Linked DNA regions of Homo sapiens: region 1 is linked to region 2. Evidence: chromatin loops called from intact Hi-C (ENCODE). Cell type or tissue: PC-3. All regions are shown on one strand.

Evidence for each region. Hi-C counts contacts between places; a loop is a spot of excess contacts. Peaks named below come from ENCODE experiments on the same cell type or tissue, not always from the same donor. Only the 100,000 strongest peaks of a DNase experiment are listed, where the experiment ranks them.
Region 1: it touches region 2 in a loop (9-fold over the local background); 1 of 110 quality-filtered maps calls a loop at or near these places.

Annotation. Positions count from the first base shown.
Region 1 is chr13:60,954,595-60,962,594 of GRCh38, forward strand. No RefSeq gene overlaps it. Among named protein-coding and RNA genes, the nearest start is that of LINC01442, 42 kb to the left of the region's middle. In PC-3, a CTCF peak has its summit at 3,422; a DNase peak (open chromatin) is centred at 4,917; H3K27ac peaks cover 1,355 bases.
Region 2 is chr13:60,870,103-60,878,102 of GRCh38, forward strand. No RefSeq gene overlaps it. Among named protein-coding and RNA genes, the nearest start is that of LINC01442, 43 kb to the right of the region's middle. In PC-3, no CTCF peak of the experiment used is centred here; no DNase peak of the experiment used is centred here; H3K27ac peaks cover 1,505 bases.

The sequences.
Region 1 (8,000 bases), 84 kb after region 2:
AAAATGATTAGAGATAAAATGATATCTAGGGAGACAGACAAAGGAGATCTAACCTACACTTATTGGAAATTCCTATATAATAGATGAGAATAAATACTTGAAATATGATTGAAGAAAATATTAACTTTGAAATGGCATGTCAGGTCTTAGGAAAAATTAACATGTTATGATCAACACGGAGACATATCCTAATACAACTGCTGAACTTTGAAGATAAAGAAAGAATCCTTTGGACAATCAGGCAAAAGCAATAATTCATCTCTAGAGAGTAAAAACAAAACAGGCTGACATCAGACTTCTCAACAGTAGTATTTAATTCTAGAGGACAGTGGAGAAATGTCTCTAAAATTTTCAAGAAAAGAAAGTATGACCCAAGTATCTTATATCATCCAAATTTTCATTCAAATATAAAAGCAGTAAATAATTTTTAATGTTCATTAACTCTGAAAATACTAGGAAAATATTTGCAATTCATATCACAAAGTGCCAACTTTTATGTATCTGTAAAGAACAGATACATAAGATTTTTTAATATAAAGAATCTTATATAAAAAACTCTAGATAGACCAGTAATCCAAAAGATAAATGAGCAAAGATTATGACCAGTTTACATGAAAGGAAATATAAATGGCTCTAAAATATACATGGAAAGGTATAAATCTCATTCATAATGAGAAATACAAATGAAAGTTATACTGAAATATCTTGATTGACCCATTAAATTGGAAAAGATCACAAAGCTTGGTAACACTGAGCATTAGTGAGTGTGTGTGAAAGAGGCATTTAAAAAAATCTATGTAGGGTAATTTAGCAACATTTATCAAAGTTACAAACACACATACTCTTAAAATTAGTAACTCTACTTCTGGGAATTTATCTTAGAGATTACTTACCTATGTACAAAATGACATGTATAATACAAGTCATTGCAGCATTGTTTGAAATAGCAAAAGACTGAAAACAAACTAAATGTCTATCAACATAGAGCTGGTCAAATAAATTATGATACATCCATTCAATAGAATACTATCTACTGAAAAGAGAAAGTAAATTTATTGCTGTTAGGGGATAAGTTCCATGGTATTTTTTTCCTTGGAAAATAAGCTCCCAGGTAAATAGAATATCATTTGTGTAAAAGGAAGGAATATATTTGCTCATATATGCATTGAGCATTATATATGATATTGTTATTAGTTGCCTCTGAAGAGGAGAACTAGGTGGCAAGATAGGAGTTAAGGAAAATTTATTACTCTATTCTCTGCACTTTTGGAATTTTGAGGCATGTGAATGCACGACGTTTTAATCAGTCAATAAGCAAGCAAAAAAAGTGTCATAGTTAAAGAGGAGAACTTTTTTATAATACTAGAATTTCTAATTTTTCCTAAGTCTAAAAACAGTGGTTAAGAACACTTGATTATCTAAGGCAAAGTCAATGCAGGTTCATCCTTGTTTAGACCTCAGTATCTCATATGTATATTCACAGTCATTATGACTTAAGTCAACACTTAAGACGTTTTCTTTTACACATTTTTCTTCACTGAAATGTTCTGAGTTCCTTCATGCTATTCTACTTCTAATTGCTGTGTGCAAGGTTGTTGTCCTGGACTATACTTCCTAAACTGTCTACTGCTATGATAAATTACTCAAGTTGTGATTAACAAGGTCCTTTAATCATTCCTTTAGCAGTTTTCCCACTGTGATTACTGGTGCATCCCTGTTTTCGACCATACACTCATGGTACAGGCAGGTCCTGTCTAAAGAAATGCATTATTAGGGCTATTGGATGGGTCATATTTTAGGGTCTCAGTCATCATTACCAATTTTTAAGAGAATTATTAATACAACTTGCCAACAGAATAAGAATAGATGAATCTATAACCATCCAAGCTGATATGCCCATTAAAGAGAATTTTGAATGATTCTTGTTTGAACGTTATAGATTCTGATCTGAAACTATTTTGACTAAATGTAATAAAATTTCAGAAAAGTCAGTGTTTGCAATCAGAGGACAGTTCGTAATCAAGAAACTTTATTTAATAAATGGAATCCTTTGGTGACTGTGAATTTTGTAACCATTTTGCCTAGCTCAGGGCCTGGTGCTTACTAATTATTCACCAAAGAGAAAAATAAAAGAATTAGCCCTACATTTGAGCAGATTTTAGCTTTGTCATTGTAAAGAAAAATGATTACTGTGTTAAAGATATTATGCTGAGTTTTAAAGAGTGCACTAAGGAAAATAAATTAGGAAGCACATAATAAATTATCAGTTTTAGCAATAGAAAGGGTTAAAACTTTCGTTTGAAATAAAGTTTTGTAATAACTGCACAAGTAGCTACTTTTCAGTTTTGCACATTAAAATTGTTTTATTTTTATTTTTTGGTAATTTTGGGAGGAAACAGGTTTAACAATATGTAACAAGTTTTTTGTCTTTGGAAATTGTAATCTTTGCTTAAAAGTAACATAACAAAAAGATTTGTTGCAGGTTGGGCAAAACACCACACAGTTACTGAAGTTTTAATATTTAAAATGCATTAATATATTTATTTTCAATGCTTATCAATAAAATTGAGGAAATCAGTTATTACTTTCAATTATATAATTTATTGATATTTTGGTGAATTCACTAGTATTTAATAAAACCAGAATATTATATTTGCCTTGTAAATAAATACAATGTTAATAAAGAAGATATATAGAATATGCTATTTTATTATATGTCTGCCATGGTCTGAATGTGTCCTTCCAAAATTCGTATGTTGAAACCTAATCGCCGACGTGATGGTGTTAGCGGTGGAATATTGGGAGGCAATTAGATCATGAGAGTGGAACCCTCATTAATGGGATCCATGCTCTGTAAAAGAGGCCCCAGAGAGCTGCCTTTTTCTTTTCACCTTGTCAAGACACAGCTAGAATTAGAACCTCACAAGGTACTGAACCTGCCAGTGCCTGAATTTTGGACTTCCCAACTTCCAGAATAGTGAGAAATAAATTTCTGTTGCTTAGAAGCTACCCGGTCTAAGGTATTTGGTTATAGCAGCCCAAATGAACTAAAACAATGACATTAAAAAATTTTTTGGTGGTTTTTATGACCAAATTGTTAAGTTTGGATTTCTGACTTATTTACATAGTACAACTTTGTGATAAAGTGGATGGATGGTTTACAGAGAACAAAATTCCCTTCACCTTAACTCCATCTCACTTCTGTATAAATAGAATAACAGCATTAAAACTAAAAAAGTAACAATGTTTTAGGCATTTTTTCGATAAATAAACATTTTTTGAAAGCCTCCCAAGAGTTAGCCAACTTTGTCATATTTTAATTCTGTGCCAATTTTCTTTGTCTCATGTGTACTATAGGATATTACTATAGGAAATTAAATTTTAGTATTGTAATCCTTCAACCCCACCTCAAGGGTGCAGTGCAATCTGTGACTTACTAGAAGGTAGACTGTAATTGTTTGAGACCCTATCTTTTTGTATTCTGATATATTACCTTCTCATTTTGGACAGGTAATTAAAGTTTGAAGATAAACCATTTTTTTTTCTTTGCTTAACCATCCTCAGCATTTATGGCTTCCCTGATGTTATGGTTAATATTAAGTGTCAACCTGATTGGATTGAAGGATGCAAAGCATTGTTCCTGGGTGTGTCTGTGAGGATGTTGCAAAAGGAGATTAACATTTGAGTCAGTAGACTAAGAGAGGCAGACCCACCCTTAATCTGGGTGGGCACCATCCACTCTGCTGCTAGGGCTAGGGCTAGGGCTAGAAAAAGCAGACAGAAGAAGGTGGCATCAGCAGACTTGCTGAGTCTTCCAGCCTTCAACTTTGTCCTGTGATGGATGCTTCCTGCTGTTGAACATCAGACTGTAAGTTCTTCGTCTTCGGACTCTTGGACTTACACCAGTGGTTTGCCAGGGACTCTCAGGCCTTTGGCCACAGACTGAAAGCTGCACTCTCGACTTCTCTACTTTTGAGGTTTTGGGACTTGGACCAATTCACTACTGGCTTCCTTGCTCCTCAACTTGCAGACAGCCCATCATGGGACTTTACCTTGTGATTATGTGAGGCAATTCTCCTTAATAAACTCCTCTTCACATATACATATATCCTATTAGTTCTGTCCTTCTAGAGAACCCTGACGAGTACACCTGATTTTTACCATGTTCAGAGCATATAGCAAGAGCCAAGCATATGCATTCATTGATGGGCCACTCCACCAAGTTCTCTGGAAAATTCCATGCACATAGCAATACTGGAGAACAAGGGAGCAAGAATTAATACAAGTGAACAAACATGTATAAAACAATTGCAACTGTACAGAGATTATGTTCCTGAATCCAAATGGTTTTTGAGTGTTTAGAATAGATGAACTTGAAGCTTGTTAGAATATATTAAGAAAAGTTTCATAAAAGGGTAAATAAAAACTTAAATCAAGTTATGAATAAAAGAAACCAAGAATAGTAATGGATGAACTCAGCACATAGATTAATACTCATTGTTAAATCAATTAATGACATAGGTTTACTTGATACTAGTAAAGACTACAAAACTATATAAACACACTTAAGTAAGAGTAGTGCAACTTGGGGAGAGTAAAACATAGGTAAATGATGATTGAAAGTAAAATGAATTACTATGACAGGGAATGATCATATCAGAGCACTTAGAGAAAATGACTTTTGTCATTGTTGTATTTATGTATAGATGGCAGTTCTTTTGGATACGTCAGGGACTGTGGAGTTGGACAGACCTTGGTCCAAATCCCAGCTAAGCCACTTAATAGCTAAAGAATTTGGGAAGGGGGCCCATGAGAAGGGGTGACAAATTCTATGTGTTTTAGTATCTTAATTAAATAGAAGATAATGTGTACTTTTTAGGGTGAGGTTGGAATTTGAAACAGTTTGATGCTATCCAAATCATAGCTATTTTATGATTAAAAAGCAGGTCAGCTTATGATTCACTTTTATAGCTTCCAAAATGATAGAAAACAAAGACTTGAAAAGGTAATGAAGAGTGAAAGTGGCTAAAAAATATGTATGACACATGTTTCATCCTGTGTAAATGGAGTAATCCTGTAACAGTAAGCATATTGGGCAAGTGAAAACAAAGGTTTCGATGATAAAACAATGGTTTAAGTTTCATAGACTATGGTTTGTAGATACCAGGACATATGATATGGGAGATATATAGTTTCAGAAATCATTTAATTAATATATGAAATGAAACGTAGTTGGTCCTAGAGGCTCCAAGGGCAAGAATATGTATGGTGAAATCATTGAGGGATAGGGAATGAATTGGTCCTCCATTATGTTAGGCCATCTTAAAATCTCTTTCAAGCGTTTCAAGAGTCTCTATACAAGTTACTGTGTTAATTTATCCATTTTGCATTTATTTAATATTTAAGATACGTTAAGTCTCTGAGTTTTAAATGATTTGTATAATTTTTAACCTTTTTCACAAGGGTTCCTTGATGTATCTGAAGCTATTGCAATCAACTAGAGACTTTTTCCTATATAAAGCAAATTAAAAATTTGAAACATCAGTTAGCAAGAGGTTCATGATTTCTAAAATCACCCGTAGTAAAATTCACAATTTCAGATCTAGAAGAGACTATCAACATGTCAAAGTCAAGTCTTCATGGAAAACATCAAGACATCAAGGCTTAAAATGCTCATCATAAATATTCTATGAAAAGCATATAGTAATGAGAGTTTTTAGAGTTGACACATAATAATTGTACATGTTTATGTGGTACAGTGTGATATTTCCGTATATGTATACATTGTGTAAAGATCAAATCAGGATATTTAGCATATCCATCACCTCATGCATTTAATGTCTCTTTGTAGTGATAACATTCAAAACTTCTGATATGGTTTGGCTATGTCCCTGCCCAAATCTCATCTTGAATTGTTGTTCCCATAATCCCCATGTATCATGGGAGGGACCTGGTGGGAGGTAATCGAATCATGGGGGTGGTTTTCCCCATGTTGTTCTCATGACGGTAAGTTCTCATGAAATCTGATGGTTTTATAAGGGGCTCCCCACTTTGTTCAGTTCTCATTCTCTCTCCTGCCACCATGTGAAGAAGGATGTGTTTGCTTCCCCTTCCACCATGACTGTAAGTTTCTTGAGGCCTCCCCAGCCCTGCTAAACTGTGAGTCAATTAAAGCTCTTTCCTTAATAAATTACCCAGTCTTGGGTATGTCTTTATTAGCAGTGTGAGAACGAACTAATACAATCTATTTTCTAGCTATTTTAAAATATATAATATAGTATTGTTAATCATAGTGACCCAGCTGTGCAATAGAAAATCAGCATTTTTTCTTCCTAACTGTAACTTTGTACTCATTGACTAATCTCTGCCTATTACCTTTCCTTCCTTTCCTCCCCTGCCTCTGGTAACTACTGTTCTGCTATCTACTATGAAGTCAATTCTTTTAGATTCCACATTTGAGTGAGATCATTATCTTTCTGTGCCTGGCTCATTTCACTTAACATAATGTCCTCCAGGCTCATCCATGTTGTTATAAGTGACAGGATTGCATTCTTTTTTAAAGACTGAATAGTACTCCATTGTGAATACAGGCTACATTTTCTGTATTTGTTCATCTGTTGATGGACACTTAGGTAGATTCATATCTTGGTTATTGTGAATAGAGCTGCAATAAATGTGGGAGTACAGATATCTCTTTGACATACTGATTTTATATCCTTTGCATATATACCCAGTAGTGGGATTACTGGATCATATCATAGTTTTATTTTTTAAATTTTTTGAGGAATCTCCTACTGTTTTCCATGACAGCTGTACCAACGTGTCCTCCCACCAATGAAATACAAAGTTCCCTTTTCCTCCACACTCTCACAAGTACTTGCTATCTCTGTCTTTTTGATAATCAGCATCCTAACAAATGTGAGGTGATATCTCATTGTGGTTTCAATTTGCATTTCCCTGATGGTTAGTGATGTTGAGCATTTTTTCATATACCTGTTGGACATTTCTATGTCTCCTTTTGAGAAATGTCTATAAGGTCTTTTGCCCATTTTAAATCAGTTGATGATGATGATGATTTGCTATTAAGTTGTTTGAGTTCTTTATGTGTTCTGAATAATAAACCTGTATCAGATGCATAGTTTACAAATACTTTCTTCCATTCTGTAGGTTGTTTCTTCACTCTATTGATGGTTTCCTTTGTTGTGCTGAGCTTTGTAGTTTGAGGTAGCCCCATTTATCTGTTTTTGCTTTTTTTGCCTGTACTTTTGAGGTCATATCAAAAAAAATCCTTGCCCATACCAATGCCAGGAAACATTTCCCTTATGTTTTCTTCTAGTAGTTTTATCCTTGCAAGTGTTACTTGTAAGTCTTTAATCCATTTTTGGTTGATTTTTGTATAGTAAGAGATAAGGGTATAGCTTGAATTTTCTGCCTGTGTGTATCCAGTTATCTCAGTACCATGTATTACAGAGGCTGTCCTTTCCTTAATTTGTGTTCTTATCACCTTTGTCAAAAATCAGTTGAATGTAAGTGCATGGACTTATTTCTGGGTTCTCTATTCTGTTCCATTGGTCTATGTGTCTATTTTTATGACAGTATTGTGCTATTTTGGTTACTGTATCTTTGTAGTTTATTTTGAAGTCAGGTAATATGTTGGCTCTTTGGGATCTTTTTTGTTTCTTACGCATTTAGAATTATTTTTTCTATTTCTGTGAAGAAAGTCACTGGTATTTTAATAGGGGTTACAATTAACCTGTAGATTGCTTTTGGTAGTAGAAACATTTTAAGAATGTTAATTCCTCCAACTCATGAACACTGGATATCTTTCCATTTTTGTGTGTGTCTTCAATTCCTTTCACTAACATTTTATAGTTTTCATTGTAGATATCTTTTATTTCCTTGCTTAAATTTATTCCTAGGACTCTTCATTTTTGTAGCTATTGTAAATGGGGTTCATTTCTTGATTTCTTTTTTAGATTGTTCACTATTGGTGTAAAGAA
Region 2 (8,000 bases):
TCACCAGTTAGGCATGGTCTGCCAGCACAGTAGCTATGATGCAGGTCCCCAGGGCACCTGAGGCGGTCCTACAGGCAGGCATGGCCAGGCTGAGGCCCTAGAAAAGGCCATCAGACCAAGGGGTGCTCAAGTCAGACCAGCCAGGTCTGATGGGCAAGACTGCGGAATTTATGTCTGACAGTTCCCATAGGGCTAAAGTCTCCTATGGGTGCAAGTCGAGCCCAGGGAGATGACTGTTCCTGGCTATGCTTCACTATAGATTCCCCCACACCAAACCCTCTGGGCTCCATATCAGCTGGCTTGCTGCCCCTATCACTTCTCTAAGCAGCTCTCCCTGCCAAGTCAAGTGTCCATGGTGATCGAGCGGTCTCCTCCTGCTGTAGTTCCAGAGGCCTGTGGCAAGAGCGGGTTTCTCCTTGCTAGTTCAACTCACCACTTACCCCAGAGTCTTTGGGGGCTAAGAACGAGTCCTGGTGCACAGCAGCCCTGTGCATGATTCCCAGCTTCTTCCCCTTCACCTCAGCTTCTGCGTGTTCACTCCGTGCACTCTCCATGCCTTCCCTCTGAAAATCTATTAGGAGTATGCCAGTCCTCTTGGTACCCTGGTGGCAGCTGTTCCACCTGGCTGCATTTAGTTGGCCATTTAGCCCTCTCTCATGTCTTCTAATTGCTCAGAGTTGTTATGCATCACTTGTTCTCTCCACGCTTAAAAATATCCGCTTGAAAAGATAAGCTCCACGAAGTGAGCAACTGAGCAAGCCTGCTGCCTCTCTACTCAAGGATGCACTTACACCAGTCTCAGAAAAGCTCCGCTAGTCTTAACTGTGGAATAAAGTGCTCAAAGGTATTGTTTTCCATCTGTATATCTAGACCTTAAGTCTTGAAAACATTGGATTCAGAAAACCAACACTGGCATTTCTGTATTGTGACCCTAGAAATGTGATTTCAATGGTAATCAACGAGGGGAAAATGAGGAAAGAGAGAACCTACTGGCTTCTTACACAAAATTATTTTGTTTAGACTTGAATAATTTGAATAATTATTTAACTCAGTGCTTCAATTTTCTCACCAGTGAAACAAGAATGGTGGTAGGCCAATGGTTCCTGAACTGTGGAGGCTGTCAGAACCACCTGGAGAGCTTGTTAAAACACAGATTGATAGGTCTCACTCCTTAGTTTCTGACTCAGAAGGTTTGAAGAGGCCCAAGAAGTTGAATTTCTACCAGGTTCCCAGGCCATGCTGATGCTGGTAATATGGAGAGCACTCTTTGAGACCACGGGGATAGAGCATGTTTATAGTTTCCTTCACGCTTGCACACTAGAAGCACAACAAGGAAAAATAAGCTCTGTAGTTTTCCTGCTAAAAAAAGAAATTTTGCAAAAGCCATTTATCCACCTGGAGGATATTTATGTGCAGGGCATTTCTGAGTAGCGTTTAAGGCTGTCATCTAATGGCAGTTATTGTGTCTGTTTATATATGTCACAGATGCATAAATTTGAGATGAATTTTAGAAGGTTTGTCTATGTGCAAGTCATTTAGAAGATATATTCACCTGAATGGAATTGTGGGGAAGTAATCAGTAGGATTTAATCCCCTATTAAAGTAGCAGATTTTTTTTTTGAAAGACAAAATAGTGTTATTGCTAATAATAGTTTATATATATCCGAAGTAAGTATTTAATCTGAATATCTAAAAAGTTTTATGAAAATGAACTCAGTATTTTACACAATATTTCTATGAGATTGGTTAGGTAGCAAATACTATGCACATTTTTTTTCATGGGAATACTTAGAATACTGAAAGACTTGTTTTAGATAACACTATAATCAAAGGTATAAGTGCAGTCTATCTTGCTGCCTGCCACCTCCTATAGGTCTTTCCAATTTATCAAAGAAATATGTGGCTTGGATGGCCCATGTTTGGGAAACTTTTATTTTTTCACTTTTATAATGCAATATTCATGAAGTCATTTCTATTATATATAAACTATAGATTATGCTTTTTATTTTTTAGCTTATCTGGGGCTTCTAGTATAACTTTGAGAACTTGGACTCAAGACAGATCTAGGTTCTAGTTCCAGTTTCTTCCTAATTATTAGCTATGGTGCTTTTCTGTGCATTGATTTATTACCTGGGAAATAGGACTTGTGATAATCTACCTCTGTGACAATTAAATGAGGTCATACTGATTATATCTGGCACATAAAATGATTATATCTGGCACATTAATGTTACATGTTAGCTATGATAATGTTTTCTCTCCTGTTGAGGAACTTTACATACTCTTTCTCTTTTACAAGACATGTAAAGTCATCATTTTAATGCTTATTTAAGAAAAAAATACAAAATTATCAAGCATAATTTCTTCCTTAACTCTGTATCAAAATTTGGAGTATAGGTCAGCTTCGATCTCCAGTTAGAAATAATTAGATATATTCCATCATGGCATCAGACATTCCATCTTTTCTCCTTGCCTTCCTTTATCCACTCAGTTAATAAAAATCTCTATTATCTTCCATTTGCTATGTCCTGATGACACAGACCTCAAGGAACTCACTTTCTAGTAGGGAGAGGTAAGTAGAAAAACAAGTAATTTGCATTAATCCGTTTTCACACTGCTATAAAAATGCTATCTGAGACTGGGTAATTTCATAAAACAAAAGAGGTTTAATTGACTCATAGTTCTGCGTGGCTGGGGAGGCCTCAGGAAAACATTATCATGGTGGAAGGCAAGGGGATGCAGGCACCTCTTACATGATGGCAGGTGAGAGAGAAGTGCAGGGGAAACCACCACTTAACACCATCAGATCCCCTGAGAACTCACTCACTATCATGAGAATAGCATGGGGGAAACTGCCTTCATGGTCCAATCACTTCCTACCAGGCCCCTCCCTCAACACATGGGGATTACAGTTCAAGATGAGATTTCGGTGGGGACACAGAGCCAAACTGTTTCATAATGAAAACATTGTTTCTTAAGTACTATGACAGAACAAAATTCTGGGACTCCAGAGGAGGGAATAACACATTCTGGCTGAGGATCAGGAAATGCTTCAGGGGAAAGATGGCATTCTCACAAAGTTTTAGAAGGTGTTTACAAGGTGAACAAAGTAAAGCTAGGGAAAGAACGATTTATGAAATAATAAATGTTTTACAAGCTATTGAAAATATGGGAGAGTTCATAGTGTTAAAAAACTGTGAGTCAGTGTGTGGATAGGGAAAGAGGTTGGAGGGGAAGGAGGACAGAGGTGAGATGATTCTAGACACTCAGAGACCAAAATGTGAAGGTGCACATGTGCCTGTCATGCAGAAAAATTCAGACTTTGTCTTGAGGGTGCTGGGGAAGGTATTGAAGAGTTTTAAAAAAGGTACTGATATGATTTGATGCGTGTTTTACAAAGATGTGTAGAAAAATCTCATCCAGTCCATATGACTCAAAATTGTAATTAACTGACTATATGAACCTTTAAAGCTTCAGATTTTTTTTCCTAGGAATTAAATTCCTCTTTTTTGCTCTGAATGATAAAGATAATTTTGTTAGAACACCGAGAATTAAGGCTCTTTCTTGTAAGATGCTAAAATCAAGTTATTATCCATTTAAGTAGACATTACAGATTGCCTTTAGAAGTGTAAAATGTGCTGGAGATCTGCTGAAAAAAACAACAGGTGTAAAATGTTGACTGTTTTGTCAAATGCTGTGAATTTTGTTTTTGTAAATGAAGTTTTTTTTCTTTTACAAAAATAAAAAGTGTATTTTCTGTCTGTGCTTATTGCACACTTGAAATCATAATGGTCGTTTATGACATCAGATTTTGTCCCTGTGGAAAGGATTATGATGTTGTAAAGATAACATTATGATTTTGAGTAAAGAAGAATAAGGAACAGATGATCTCTTAAAAATGCAAATTCTATTTTTATGCAAATATCTTTCTTTGTAAAATACTCAAAAAAAATGCATACATTAGTTCATTAAAAGTGCCATAGAAGCAGAAATCTCTTTACTGAATGAATTTTCAAGTTTCCACTAGCCATCTGAAACCTTTTGTAAATGTGAACTCCAATTCAAAAAACTTAAAAAGATACCTTAAAAGATTTGAAATAGCGATTTTTTGTTTTATGAAAATGACTTTTATCAGTTTATCATTAAAAATTCAAGTTACATTTATACCTCTATTGAAAAATGGCTGCTGACAAAGCCATAAAAAACAAATTTAAAAAGCAATCTTTGATGGATGGGAAATATAAATTAAATATAAAAAGTTTTTGCTTACCTGTCTTCTGAAACCACTGGGAGTCTAAAAACTTAACAGCGTATTTAGAAAGCATTGTTGAGAAGGCCCCACCTCCCTTTTTTTTTTTTTTTTTTGTTTTGTTTTTTTTTGTTTTGAGGTATGTTCAGTTGATTTTCTTTCAATCTCTTCCTACACAAAAACCACAGGGTCTCTTTGGTATATTTTAACTTGAGAATAGAATGCTATATTTTTTGATGTATGTAATAGAGATAATCTGCCACATTTTGCTTTCTTTCCACAAAATTACTTTCAATGCTTTCTGCAAAGTTGAGGAAAATTGGAGCCCTGAATATTTTAGAATGACAGTAGTGGCAAAAAAATGAGAGAAGATGCAATCAGATTTTTTTTATCATATATTTAAGAGCCTCCAATTTTATAGTCAGAGGCAAAACTTGGCTCTGAATTTAAGTTGCTTTCTTTATATCAAGGCTATTGATAGTGAAAAATAGTGCTCATCTAATAATGATTAGGTCTATTAGTAAAGCCTGCTTATTTTGTTTTTATGTAATAGAATCATTTAGTTATCAGCTATTTTAATCTGAGTAAGCCAGTATATTCTTAGAGCTAAGTTGTAATTTATAAGATGCTAAGCAGTGTCTGGCACTTAAAAATTATTCTTCTAGGTCTATACAACTGCAGACTGCCATCAAACCAGAACAACTCCAAAACAGTGCTGAGGGTAGATGGTGGAGTTACAAGGCAAACATTTAAGGCCTGTTTTGTTATTTATTAGAAAATGAGTATGTGCTTGTCTCTAACTTTTCTGCTATCTACTTTATTCATCTTTAAAACTGAAATTGTAATAGCTAAGTTCATAGACTGATTTCTGAGAATAAAAATGGGCCATTTATGTGAAACTGGTCTGTAAACAAAAACCTATGTAAACATAAGGTATTATAATCACTTTATACTGCTATACTCACTTTAAGCAGTTATCACGGAGGATATACATTTTGTATAGTCTGGCTATTCAGACCTACTGGTTCAGAAACTTTGGAATTATTTTTGACAGAATTAATTAGTCTTGGCTTATAAACCATGCAGACTAAGAAATCAGGTAATCAAGGATCTGAGGTAAATATATATTTGTTTTGTATTGCTTTCAACAAAGTCTGTATTAGTTATTTATTGATACAGTACAGATTAACTCCAAACTCAGCAACTTAAAATAACAAACATTTAGTGTCTTTCACTTTATGTGGATCAGGAACACGGGAGAAGTTTAGCTGAGTACTTCTGGCACAAGGTCTTTCATGAGGCTGCATTCAAGTTGTTGGTTGGGACAGTGGTCTCATCTCAAACTGAAGGGGGGCAATCTACTTCCATGCTTACTTACCTAGTTATTGGCAGGCTTTGGTTCCTCAGCATGTGGGCCTCTCCACGGGCAATTTTCTTTCCAGAGGGCAAATGACGAGAGAGAGCGAGCGAGAGAGAGTGAGCAAACCAACTTAAGATGGAAACCACAATTATTTTATAGCCTAATCTTGACAATGACAGTCCATTATGTCTACCATATTTATTAGAAGAAAGTCACTAAGTCCATCTCATACTCAACGTGATTACACAAGGGTATGAGAACTAAAAAGCAAGTCTCATCAGAGATCTTTTTGGCAGCTGCCTACCACAGACTGTCCTGTGGCTCCCAGGACATGAACTACATTCACTACACACCATAGGTCATATTTCATTCTGTTATACCATTGCCTTAAAGCCCAGGATCTTGCCATCTAAACCTGGACCAGGAGTAGATGAGGCTCATTGATGTGATTCCTTGGGTACAGCTCCCCACATACAGTTTCTCCTGATCTACAGATATGTGAAACAAAACTGAGAGGTTGTCTTCCACCCTCACCCCTAACATATTAATATGATGGGGGGAAGGCATAGTATAGCTACTATAAACATTCATGTTCAAAAGAGATAAAATGGGAGCCTCTAAGGAGTCCATAAAAATTCTGAAATCCAGCCAGGCAAATTGGAAAGTACTCTATTAGCTCTCAAAGTCTGGGAAGAATTCACTGTGGCTCCCTGCTCCTCTCTTCGGGCTCTTATTTCCACCCCCATAATTTTATTTTTACAAACAGGCAGCACATGCCTGTAGCTGAGCAGTTCTCTCAGTCTTCTTCTTGCTGGTAAAACTCTGGGGGTTCAATGGCCTCTCCTAACTCCATACTATTATTTTTCTCCTCAGGCCCAGCTGGCAATGATGCTGGAAATGTAACCCTTCTGAGAATTTTGCTGGACTTTTCCATATATTCGTTAGACAAACTTACACCACAAGTCTCTTTAAGAGTACCCCTTCTCTACCTTGGGCTCCTGCTAGACAGCTGAGGGACAGTGCCCTTAAGCTTCACAGAAATCCTTTTGTTTGATTTATAGAAGCTGCATGGCAGACAATCTATTTTTATTTTATTTATACAAAGTTCCAAAGAATCAAAACTCAGCTATAGTATTTAGAGATTCCCACTTAAATATCATAACTGCACGGAAAACAAAGGAGTAATTTACAAGAATATTAGAATCCTAAGTGCTCCTGGGAAGAGGGAGAGGGATGTGGAGAGAACTGTAAGAAGGGCTTCAAACTTGTTTTTAATCTTTCATATGTTATACTGGATGATGGATACACTGATGTTTACTTCATAGTTTTTATTAAAATTTAAAGAAATATATATGTACGTACATTATGTATTCCTTTGTCCACATGATTTATACAAAAGAGCAAAACTGGCCAGGTGTGGTGGCTCACGCCTGCAATTCCAGCACTTTGAGAGGCTGAGGCAAGAGGATCAGCTGAGGTCAAGAGTGAGACCAGCCTGACCAACATGGTGAAATCCTGTCTCTACTAAAAATACAAAAATTAGACAGGTGTGGTGGTGCATGCCTGTAGTCCCAGCTACTTGGGAAGCTGAGGCAGGAGAATTGCTTGAACCCGGGAGGCGGAGGTTGCAGTGAGTCGAGATCATGCTACTGCACCACTGTACTCCAGCCCGGGAGACAGAGTGAGACTCCATCCCCCCACAAAAAATAAAAAGTATAGTCACTAAAATGCAGTTGAGGAGTGGTTTTTGAAACCCAGAGAAGGCATAGAAATATTGTGTTTTGAAACAAGGTAGAAAGAGTGAAGTTGTAATGCAATTAAAAGCGTGAGCTGTATACAGGCATTAGGTGATTAAACTGAGTTAAGTTAATAGGTTTTGCCTTTTTGCATGTTTTGTTAGCTATTTGATAATATTTTTCTAAAGAGAAAAATGTTCCAAGAGAACAATATTAAATGTGATCATTCATCACATCCAAAGCAACATTTTTCTTGTTCTGCTCATTTTTGTTTCATTCTGTTTTGTGAAACCAAAGAGGAGGAAAGGAAAAAGAGGAGGAAAGGAATTTGGTGGTAATAATCAAACTTACATTATTGGAGAGTTTTGAGAAAACAGCCTTCTCAAGAGCAGTTATTCTGAATTGTTGGTGAAGTTCTACCAACATAATAAGGGAAAGAAGGAGAGAGGTTTGCTGTTTTCTATGTTCAAATAGAGAACTTGGTTAGATGTGATATTATAAAGATAGAAAGTGACATATAGTCAAAGTTCTCTTCCTAAACCAGTTCTGGTGTTGTCACTCTTTTGATTAAATATCTTCAGACCTTCAGGATAAAAGGCATGCATACAAAGCCCTTCATGACATGACACGTGCTTTTCTCTTCACCCCTACCTCC